Linked DNA regions of Homo sapiens: region 2 is linked to region 1. The links are chromatin contacts, found by Hi-C in ENCODE. All regions are on one chromosome and are shown on one strand. Each heading gives the region's core, a stretch centred on a gene start or an enhancer-like site at or near the end of the contact. The rest is flanking DNA. Distances are from core to core; before and after follow the strand shown. Region 1 overlaps STYXL2 (serine/threonine/tyrosine interacting like 2). Region 2 overlaps RCSD1 (RCSD domain containing 1).

The links. A loop is a pair of places that touch in the nucleus more often than their neighbours do. Pooled maps may share reads with other maps.
Region 2: a loop to region 1 is called in a pooled map of psoas muscle, with 2.8 times the contacts of the local background. The contact joins two enhancer-like sites. A Hi-C loop is called at or near these places in 3 of 50 pooled maps.

The regions. Positions count from the first base shown.
Region 1 is chr1:167,107,330-167,112,650 of GRCh38, forward strand. The region is part of intron 2 of STYXL2 (serine/threonine/tyrosine interacting like 2); the gene reads left to right. Among named protein-coding and RNA genes, the nearest start is that of STYXL2, 16 kb to the left of the region's middle. Within about 2 kb of position 1,987, at least 3 of the 41 ENCODE cell types and tissues checked have a DNase peak (open chromatin) inside an H3K27ac peak, as active enhancers do.
Region 2 is chr1:167,679,925-167,685,442 of GRCh38, forward strand. It overlaps RCSD1 (RCSD domain containing 1), which reads left to right. Exons shown (of 7, transcript NM_052862.4): 2 at 3,976-4,077; 3 at 5,497-5,518. Among named protein-coding and RNA genes, the nearest start is that of TRP-CGG1-1, 32 kb to the right of the region's middle. RefSeq lists a silencer at 354-557. Within about 2 kb of position 4,052, at least 11 of the 41 ENCODE cell types and tissues checked have a DNase peak (open chromatin) inside an H3K27ac peak, as active enhancers do.

The sequences.
Region 1 (5,321 bases), core at 737-3,236:
CCAGATTCTAGGGCAGTAGACATAGACCCCACCTCTCTAGGCAAAGAGTATCACAGATCTGGGGTGACCATTACTCTACCATAAGAAAAAATTACTAATTGCTAACATAGGCCTCAGATATTGTATACCTCTTGGCCTCTGAAGGGCAGAGAGTAGGCATGGAGAGGACACAGCCAAGATCCTGCTTTTGCTTTGAGACTTACTACTGGTGTCCCAGTAAAATGATGAGCATGCAGCAAACACTTGATAGATCTTATTGCTGATTGTTGTAACTGCCACATTCCCTTAAGTATAGTTCTATTGAAGACATATTCAGTCAGTGAGTCAGAAATTATCTATGAAACATTTACTGTGTGCCAGACATTCTCCTAGGTGCTAGGAACACAATGGTCAACAAAATACCCAGTCATGGTCCTTGCCTTCATAGAGGGTATGATCTAGTGTAGGAGACCAATATTTATCAAATGATTTCATAAATAAGTGTAAAATCACATCTGATAGAAGTGCCATAAAAACAGGTGTATGGTGCAAGATCAAGGAAGACTTCCCTAAAGAAGGGACGATTGAACTAAAATCTGAAAAATGAGGGAAGCAGGAGAGGACTAACCATCAGGCTGCAGAAATGGACTTCTACAAAGTCCCTAGGCAGAGAGGAACTTGGTGAGAATGACAGCCAAAAGAAGACCAGTGTACTGGAAAGGAGTGAGCCAAAGAGAACCCAGTGCAAGTTGAGGCTGGGGAGGAGGAAGGGCCAGAGACTACAGGCCCTTGGAAATCATCAGGTTTGATCCCCTAGGTTGTATGTGGACACCTGGCCCAGCCTTACCATGGTCCATCCATTCATCCAGACATCCAGCTCTTCATCCATCTACCCATCTGTCTGTACATCCACTCACTCAGTCATCAAACCCTGACTGATCACCCTCCATCTGCTAGAGACACAGGTAAATAAGACCACCTAATCCACCTAATCTGTACCTTTATAGAGCTCACTGCCACCCCCACTAGGTGTTTAAGTCTTTACTGTCTTCACCAAGTAATGAGATTCCAAAGATCTCTCTAGTTTTAACACCAAAAGATAATATCCCATGAACTTTACCCTTAATCCACCCCCACTCCCCAATAACGTTTGTTTGAAAATGCATCTTTTCGTCACAGAAAATGCTTGGTGCTAGAATGGAAATGAGCCAACACAACCGCTATCGTAAAACTCTATTATCTTCACCAAACAATGAGATCTCTAAAGGCCTCTCTAGTTTTAACATCCAAAATAATTTGGAAATGAATTAAATTGAGTTGATTAGAGTTATGGGGGGGAAAAATGGCAGATAGGAGGGAGGACTAACTTGCAGCTCCCACTTGGATGAACAGAACAGCATATAGAGACTCACATCATGAACCTTTGCTCCAAGAACTACCACAGGAACATACCAGGAAAACTGAAACAATTCACAGACCCTTTCAAAGAAGCAGCTTGCTTCTGCAAACATCATGAGATAGCCAAAAAACTGTGAATGCCCAAAGTGTGAGAGGGGGAAAGTCTGCCTCCAAACACACATCCTCACTGGGGAACCTGAAAATCCAGATCACAGGAGAAGGATTTAACCTTTCCTAGAGGTAAAATGAATTTAGAGAGCTGAGAAACATATAAAAGTAGAAGAAGCAGCAGGAAGAGCCCTGTAAGCACTCTCAGTCCCCAGGGAAGCCATTTCTGACTTTATCTCACAGGGGTCCTTGGGGAGGGCAGCCAGGGGTATTGGGGAAGGACCACAGGGAGAAGGAAACTTCCAGCTGAACTTTGTAATAATTTCAACCAAGTGTAAATTGTCCAGGGCAGAATGGGGATGGGGGAATGGCAAACAGGAAGTGCAAACAAGAGCACAGAAGCCACCACAGTGGGGTAGTGGCAGGGCCTGAAAGCTCTGCTTGCTTTCTCCTCAGGGAGGCTTATAGCCTGGGGCAAGATCTCATCCCTGCTTACCGGCTGCCTAAATATAAACTCAGTGCTGTTGGTGGGGCACAGTGAAAGTGAGACTGGCCTTGCTGGCTGTGTGGGAGCTGGGTGAGGCACCCACTGCCAGCTTTACCCCCACTTCCCTGGCAACCTGTATGATGCAGCAGAGGCAACCACAATCCCTCTGGGAACATAACTCCTTTGGCCTGAGAACCACACCCTCCATCCCCGACAGCAAGCCCCATCCGAGGAGAGTCTGAGCTCAGACACACCTAACCCTGCCCCCACCTTATGGTCTTTCTCTACATGCCCTGGTAGCCAAAGACAAAAGACATAATCTCTTGGAAGCTCTAAGGCCTCACCCATCACCTGAGAAACCTGAATATTTATCCAGAAGACCTTAGGACAAGTTTGTTTCCCCCCTATACTACCGCAGCTGATGCATTCCTGAAGGTGCCACCTCCTGGCTGGAGGTCAACCAGCTCAAGCCATTACAACAACTCATAAAAGAACAATGCTGCTCTAAGAAAGGAGAAAACAACAGCTAATTCTATCATCTGTAACATCCTGGCTAACCAGAGGTCCTGAGTCTGTCCACATGACAACTTCACTGCTACCATAACCAGCATTTGAGAAAACGAGTGCAGTAAACAAACCTATAACCAAGGACCCTCACAGAGTCCATTTCACTCCCCTACTACCTCCACTGGAGCAGTTACTGGTATCCATGGCTGAGAGACCTGAAGGTCGATCACATCACAGGATTCTTTGTAGACACTCCCCAGTACAAGCCTGAAGCCCTGGTGGCTCCACTGGGTGGCTGGACCCAGAAGAGCAATAATAGTCACTGCAGTCCAGCTCTCAGGAAGCCCCATCTCTAGTGGAAGGAGGAGAGCACCACATCAAGAGAACACCACATGAGACAAAAGAATCTGAACAGTAGCCCTTGAGCCCCAGATCCTTCCTCCAACATAGTCTAGCCAAATGAGAAGGAACCAGAAAAACAATTCTGGCAACATGACAAAGCAAGGTTCTTTAACACCCCCAAAAGATCACATTAGTTCACCAGCAATGAATCCAAACCAAGAAGAAATCTCTGAATTGCCAGAAAAAGAATTCAGAAGATCAATTATTAAGCAACTCAAGGAAGCACCAGAGAAAGGTGAAAATCAACTTAAAGAAATTTGAGAAATAATACAGGATATGAACAAAACAAACTCCAGAAAAATAGATAGCATCAACAACAAAAAAATCACAACTTCTGGAAATGAAAGACACACTTAGGGAAATACAAAATACACTGGAAAGTTTCAACAAAATCAAACAAGTAGAAGAAAGAACTTAAGAGCTCAAAGACAAGGTGTGAGAATTAACAATAGTAATGCCATTTTTCCACCTTGGTGATTGTGTTTTCTACCTTGGTGACAGTGTTTCCAGAAACAAAGCAAATGTCAACCTCACCGGTACCTTTAACGGAGCATAACAATCCTGACCACAACAAAGACTGACTGGCCCTTACCACATCCTTTCCCAGCCCCTTACAGTTCCAACCTTCCAGCACTTCCCCAACCCCTCTCTTGTAGAAACTTTATTATAAAAACCTCAGCTTTAAGCTATCAGGGTCTCCACCAGATTCCTGACGGAAACCCCTTGCAGGCTTATTCCTGTGAATAAACCTGTTTGGCCATTGAGATGCTTTCTCTCCATTGCTCTCTTGTTTTTATTTTCCTAACACCAGGTTTTCAAATTAACCCAATCCAACAAAGACAAAGAAAAAAAGAATTTTTGAAAGATGAACAAAGCCTCCAAGAAATTTAGAATTATGTTAAATGACCAAACCTGAGAATAATCGGTGTTCCTGAGAAAGAAGAGAAATCTAAAAGTTTGGAAAACTTTTAGATGTGGGCATGGATGTGGTGCGAAGGGAACACTTTTACACTGCTTGTGGGAATGTAAACTAGTACAACCACTATTGAAAACAGTAGGGAGATTCCTTAAAGAACTAAAAGTAGATCTACCATTTGATCCAGCAATCCCACTCCTGAGTATCTACCCAGAGGAAAAGAAGTCATTATGTGAAAAATACTTGCACGCATATGTTTATAGCAGCACAGTTCACAATTGTGAAAACATGGAACCAGCCCAAATGCCCATCAGTCAACAAGTGGATAAGGAAAATATGGTACATATATATATATATATATATATATATATATATATATATATATATACACACACACACACACAAATATATATATATACTATGGAATAATACTTAGCCATAAAACGGTCTAAAATAATGGCATTTGCAGCAACCTGGATGGAATTGGAAACCATTATTGTAAGTGAAGTAACTCAGGAATGGAAAACCAAACATTGTATGTTTTCACTTATAAGTAGGAGCTAAGGTACGAGGAGGCAAAGGCATAAGAATGATACAATGGACTTTGGGGACTTGAGGGGAAGGATGGGAGGGGGTGAGGGATAGAAAATTACACATTGGATACAGTGTACACTGCTCTGGTGATGGGTACACCAAACTCTCAGAAATCACCACTAAAGAACATGTCCATGTAACCAAACCTGTTCCCCAAAAACCTACTGAAATATAAAAAAATGAGTTGATTAGCAGAACAATTATTTTGTAGTAACCATCCACAAATTGTTGTCCAACTTCAGGAGAATGCTGTGCCCAGTGTCAGCCAGGCCATGGAGAAGGAAATAACCTTGCCAGGAGAAAGGAGTAGCCTGTGAATCTACTCAGGATATGGCCAGACCCGCCCATGCAGCCTCTAGTGAACAAAGCTCACCCTTAATCCACCCCACTCCGCAGTCATACATATTTGAAAATGCATTTTTGGTCACAGGAGTACTTGGTGCTAGAATAGGAATGAGCCAGCACAACTGCTATCAGAAAACTCTCAGATACTATGGATGATGATGCCACATCATGCTGTCCCTGAGGTTGCCTAGGCAGGTCTGGCCATGTCCTGGGTAGAGTCCCAGGCTACTTCTTTCTCCTGGCAAGAGCACTGGGCTTGCTGACACTGAGCACACCATTCTCCCTAGGGTGGACTCTGATGTTGTGGATGCACGAGAGAATTGTTCTACTAATCAATTCAACTTAATTCAATCTCAACTTGTCTCAGCTCAAGTTAGCTTTGTTCAGCTCATCGGGATTCTGCTCAACTCAACTTTACTCAGCATAATTCATCTGATGCATGCATCTAGGCTTCCCATAAAGCATTTCTTAAGTACTTACCTGTCAAAGTCTGCATTGAGTCTGGGAATCCAGCTGGGGTTGCTTCCACCAACCAATCCACCTCCCTGTTCTAATCTAAATGGTATCTGTGTATTGTGGAGAGAA
Region 2 (5,518 bases), core at 2,802-5,301, 570 kb after region 1:
GAAGTTCCATGCTGTCCAGACACAGGGGCTCCTCAGTTCTCGGAAGAAAGTCCCATAGAAATAGAAAGTAAACACCAGAGGTGATTTTCTCCTAGCCTTGGCAAAGTCAGGCCAGACAGTAACCACAGGCATGGTTTCCGAGTTACCTGGCATGGCCCAGCTGGAAGGTAGCAGGGAGGGCTTCGTAAGCAAGACCTGGGCCCAGGAAGATGGAGTACAGGCCTGCGATCTGTAAAGACAAGTGTGAGCTAAAGCAGGGCACAAAGGGAGATGAGTGCAGAAAACAGATCTAAGACATGGAAAATGGCCCAAGAAGAAAGGACAAGCTGAAGTCAAGGCAATGACCAGGACCTGGAGGGTAGATGCTGGCAGGGGAGGGACTTACATACATCTGGGTATGGTCCATGGGGGTGAGTTGAGGGTGTCAGTGACTTTGTGAGCAGGTACCCAGGCCCTGACACCAGCAGACCAGGTCGGATGGGAGGAGGAGGAGGAGGAGGAAGAAACCAACCTTAGATGAGCCCTGTTTTTGTTTTTGTTTTTGTTTTTGTTTTTGTTTTTGTTTTTTTCAGGCAGAGTCTCTGTTGCCCCAGGCAGGAGTGCAGTGGTGCAGTGATGTGAGCAGGGCTTACTGCAGCCTCGACCAACTGGGCCCGAGTGATCCTCTCTCCTCAGCCTCCTGAGTAGCTGGGACCATAGGCACACGCCACCACACTAGGCTAATATTGTATACAGATGGGGTCTCTCTTTATTGCCCAGTCTGGTCTCGAACTCCTGAGCTCAAGAGATCCTCCTGCCTTGGACTCCCAAAATGCTGGGATTCCAGGCTTGAGCTACTGTGCCCAGCCAAGTACATGCTATGTTTCAGGCTCTGTGCTAAGTACTTTATGGACATCACAGGAACAGAGAAAGAACATTTAATCCAGAGAGGCTAAGGGTGTCTCAGGAAAGTCTGGGAATAGGTAGAGAAACTGAAGTTCTCAGACCTAACAGTCAAGGTGAGGGTATGGCCTTAGCGGGACTGCCGTGAAGAGCTCCTGGCCCATGGCTGAGGTGGTATGGTGCTGAGCACACTGGAGAGGGGTTAGCAGCTGTACCTGCCAGAACTGCAAGGCAGAAATCCAGGCAAGGCATCAAACAGGCTGAGCCACCAGCCCCGATTCATCCCCAAGACCACACTTCTTCCATTGCAGCTATGCAAATCAGAGGCTAATAATAATGTTGAGATTTGTATAGCACTTTAGAGTTGCCAAGGCACTTTCACAAATGATGCTACTTAACTGATGTCCATTACTGGAGTCTCAGGAGTTGGAGTCAGATGTTTCACAGATTACCTTGTTTGGCCTGTTCTGTGTGACTCTGGCTGTCACTTGCCTTCTCTGGGTTTAATGTGCCTGGAGGGCAGACGGTAATAATCAATCAGTCTTCTGCAACAGAGGATGGGAAGTGTCTGGAGAGGGGCTGATGGTGACAGGATCTGCCAAGCTTCGACAAGCTCTGGAGTCCTTAGTCTAAAGAAAAGCCATTCACTAGGCTCCAGGAAAACAAACTCAGAGGTAATAGAATCTTTCCTTCAACCCAGCTTTTAAGCCCTAAGTGCTTCCAGAAGCCTCAGAGTTCTCTCACTTCTGAGCCCCTTGCCAAGGCTAGTTTTGGGACAGGGAAGTAAGGGAGGAGCTTTTGATTCCTATACAGCTCTATTTTTAACTGGAATTTATCTTCCTGCTCCACCAGTGATTGGCGCCTTTGAAACTGAGGTAAAGCACACTGTCAGCAGGACCCAAGCATAAATAGCAGGGGACAGAGAGACTGATCTGTGATGTGGGCAAGAAGTTAGACAGATGGACAAACCAATCAGCCAGCATCTTTGCCAAGAACAGCTCAATTAATCACACACTGTCCCCAAGCCTCTCTCTCGTTGTTCCATTCTCTGACTTCCTTATGTGGCAAGTGTGAGGGTAAAACGTGTCAAGTCTAGGAGCCCCTCCCAGTGGGGAACTCATCAGGGTGGGGCCTCGCACTCCTCGGCTTTCCCCCAGCATCATGGGGAAATCTGGCATCTTGAATAGAGGTGAATCCTTTTATATCTTTATGTGAAATCAGCATTTGGTGTTTAGGCTGGTATGGAGATGAGCTTGAATTATAGCAACCCACAGTAAAGGGGTACCTGTCTTTTCCTCCAGAACAGCTGTTCGCAGATCGGAAAGTCCATGGCCCCAGCAGTTCCTTCAAATCCCTAAACGAAGCCTTTTTTTTTTTTTTTGAGATGGAGTCTCATTCTGTCACCCAGTCTGGAGTGCAGTGGTGTGATCTTGGCTCACTGCAACTTCTGCCTCCCAGGTTCAAGCAATTCTCCTGCCTCAGCCTCCCAAGTAACTGAGATTACAGGTGCACACCACCACACCCGGCTAATTTTGTATTTTTAGTAGAGATGGGGTTTCACCACGTTGGCTAGACTGGTCTCGAACTTCTGACCTCAAGTGATCAACTGCCTCGGCCTCCCAAAGTGCTGGGATTACAGGCGTGAGCCACCATGTCCGGCCTGTCAAAGCCTTCTTCTCAAAACTTTGCCCCATTAACTTAACTTCCCTGCTGGAAGTGGCTGGGAGGTGAGGAGATCTGCCCCTCCCTTGCTCCAAGGGGACAGCATCTTAGAATGACTAAAGTTATTTACTTTGGAGGGAGCACCCAAATAAGAAAGCTCAGAGACACCACTTTTAGCACAAAAGGAGGGCCATGGAAGAGTGTGTGTGTGTGTGTGTGTGTGTGTGTGTGTGTGTGTGTGTACAAGGGAGTAAGCTCGCTGCTGGAGGGAAGCATCCTTTGTTTTTGTAGACCACAAGAGCCAGGGAAAGGCAGGATGGACTTTCTCAGACAAACTGCTGCCCAAATCCTCCCATTTTCAGACTAGACGTGAGGAGGGGAAGTGCAGGGGGAGTTCGAAGTCTGTGTAAGAAATGCTGCCACCATGGTGACAAAAGACAAAAACCTAATGTCTCCGGGACTGGACATGTAAAAAATCTTATTCAAACCAAGTGGTTATGTAGGCCTCCTGTAACAAGGCAGAAACGAACTGGCCATTTCCAGCATCACTGACTTACTCTGTGTGTCTTGGTGACAAATGGTACATGAGAATAAATGGTGTCCTGGGGTGCATCTTGGCCTCTTCAGGGAACCTGGGGGCACCTCAATGGAGGGACAGCCACGGTAAACTGATGACCACACTGGAGGCAAGACTCACCGCCAGTAACAATAACAACCACCCTTCCAAAGCATTTGCAATGAGCCAGGCCTTGTCCCAGCCCTCTGGGTATATAGCAAATCATTTAATCCACAAAACAACTGATGAGGGATGTGCTACAGCCATCCTTGTCAAGGCACAGAAAGGCTAAGCCATTTGCCCCAGGTCCCCAGGCTGGTAAGAGATGGAGCAAGTCAGTGCTTGAATCCAGGCAGTTTGGCTCCCATCCACTGTGCTATCTGCTCTCGTGTCACTTACTTATTAATTCCACAAATATTTACTGAGCGCTTCTTTACCCATGGCACTCAAGTAGGGAACAAAAGACACATATATATGTGTTTCAAGTTCAATAAAGGGCATTTGCTCACCCTTGTTCAGGAGGTAAGGAGACTCGTACACTGTCGCAGACGTTGCCCTTTGCCGGTGGGGTCCTTGAGGAATGAGAAAATTGGACCTGTACTGCCTCTGACATCCCAGGGCACCCCTCCAGGACAGAACCAGGTTTTGTTTGTCTCCAGGTCCCCAAAGCCACACCCCGGGCCAAGAGCATTGTAGATATTCACTAAATGTGATTGACCGAATTTTTTAAGTCCTTGAATGCAGGAGCCAGTTGGATAATGCTGTTAAAATACCTCACTGTCACAGCATTCCTGCTTGCAGCCACAAAACAGGTGCCTTGCATGGCATCTGGTACCCATTTGCTGATTAACTGTTTCTTCTTCTCCATTTGCCAGGAAAGACCGGCAGAGACCAATGCCAATGTGGACAACTCGGCGTCCCCCTCGGTGGCCCAGCTGGCCGGGCGGTTTAGGGAGCAGGCGGCTGCAGCCAAGGAGGTGAGTCAGGCCGCTTCAGAGCAGCCTCTTCAGCAGCGGGCAGGAGGAAAGGGAAATCTGGTCAGGCCCAGCGGAGAGGGAGGGAGGAGGCTTGGTAGTTACCAAATTAGGAAGAGAAGCCAGGGGCTGGAGGGGTTTCTCTGAATGTGAGGAATGTCTCACTGCTGCTGTGCCTGGACAGAATCTGTCCCCACCAGGGTGAGGCTTGCACTCTGGCCAGGAGGAATCAGACACAGGGCAGAGATGGGCATCTGTATCCATTTCCATCTTGATCATCCACCTATACAGACTTAGATCTCACACAGCTGTGCCAGGCCTGGACTGTGTCAGAATAAAGAAGTTCCTACAGCCAGCTCCTGCCCTGTAGCCAGAGCAAGGCAAGGCTGGGGCAGACTCCAAATCGAGAATTGAGAAAGAAGAGAGGGCTTGAAGGAAAGCACATTCAGATAGGAAACCAGGGATCAGGAAGGAAGAGCGTCCGGTGACCAGTAGAGGAAAGTGTGACAAGGGAGGGTCTTAACTTTGGAGAGATTTGGGCTAGATTTTCTTGAGTCAAGCAGTGTGAGAAGCTCATTAGAAGTGAGATGAGGGGGCCGGGCACGGTGGCTCACGCCTGTAATTTCAGCACTTTGGGAGGCCGAGGCAGGCAGATCACTTAAGGTTGGGAGTTCGCGACCAGCCTGACCAACATGGAGAAACCCCGTCTCCACTAAAAATACAAAATTGGCCGGGCGTGGTGGCACATGCCTGTAAGCCCAGCTACTCAGGAGGCTGAGGCAGGAGAATCGCTTGAACCCAGGAGGTGGAGGTTTCAGTGAGCCGAGATGGTAACATTGCACTCCAGCCCGGGCAACAAGAGCGAAACTCAGTCTCAAAATAAATAAATACAAACAAGTGAGATGAGGGAAGGGTGCCCCAAGGTGGAGAGAAATCTATCGTGGCCCCTTGGGGCAAGTGAGTACTTATTTGCCTTGCATTTTTAGGTGCACTATTTCGGGGTTTTGTTTTCCCATCTGAAAGATCAGGTTCATAATTTCTAGACAGTACAGGCATGTCATAAAGGATAAAGAAGATAGCATTGATCTCAGGTGCTGGCACTGCCTGAAAACTGAATGTGATTCAGGTCGGTGAATCTCAAGTAAAAGTGGATATTCTAGCAGGAAAGGAAATGGAGTGGAGAGGGTGAAAGTCAAAATGGGTAGATGGTAAATAGAATTAATTTAAATAGTAAGCAGGCTGTCCCAAAGACACGCAGTTCCCTTCCTCCATTCTTAAATATTCCTACACTTCCCTAACATCCTAACATTCCTAAATCCCTAAACCTTCCTGAAACCAGTTTCCATTTCCTTGCTCTTCCTCCCTGTTGCCTGATCAGTGCTCTCTTTTTCTCTGTGTGTCTGTCTGTCGCCCTCCCTCCAGACACCAGCCAGTAAACCAACCC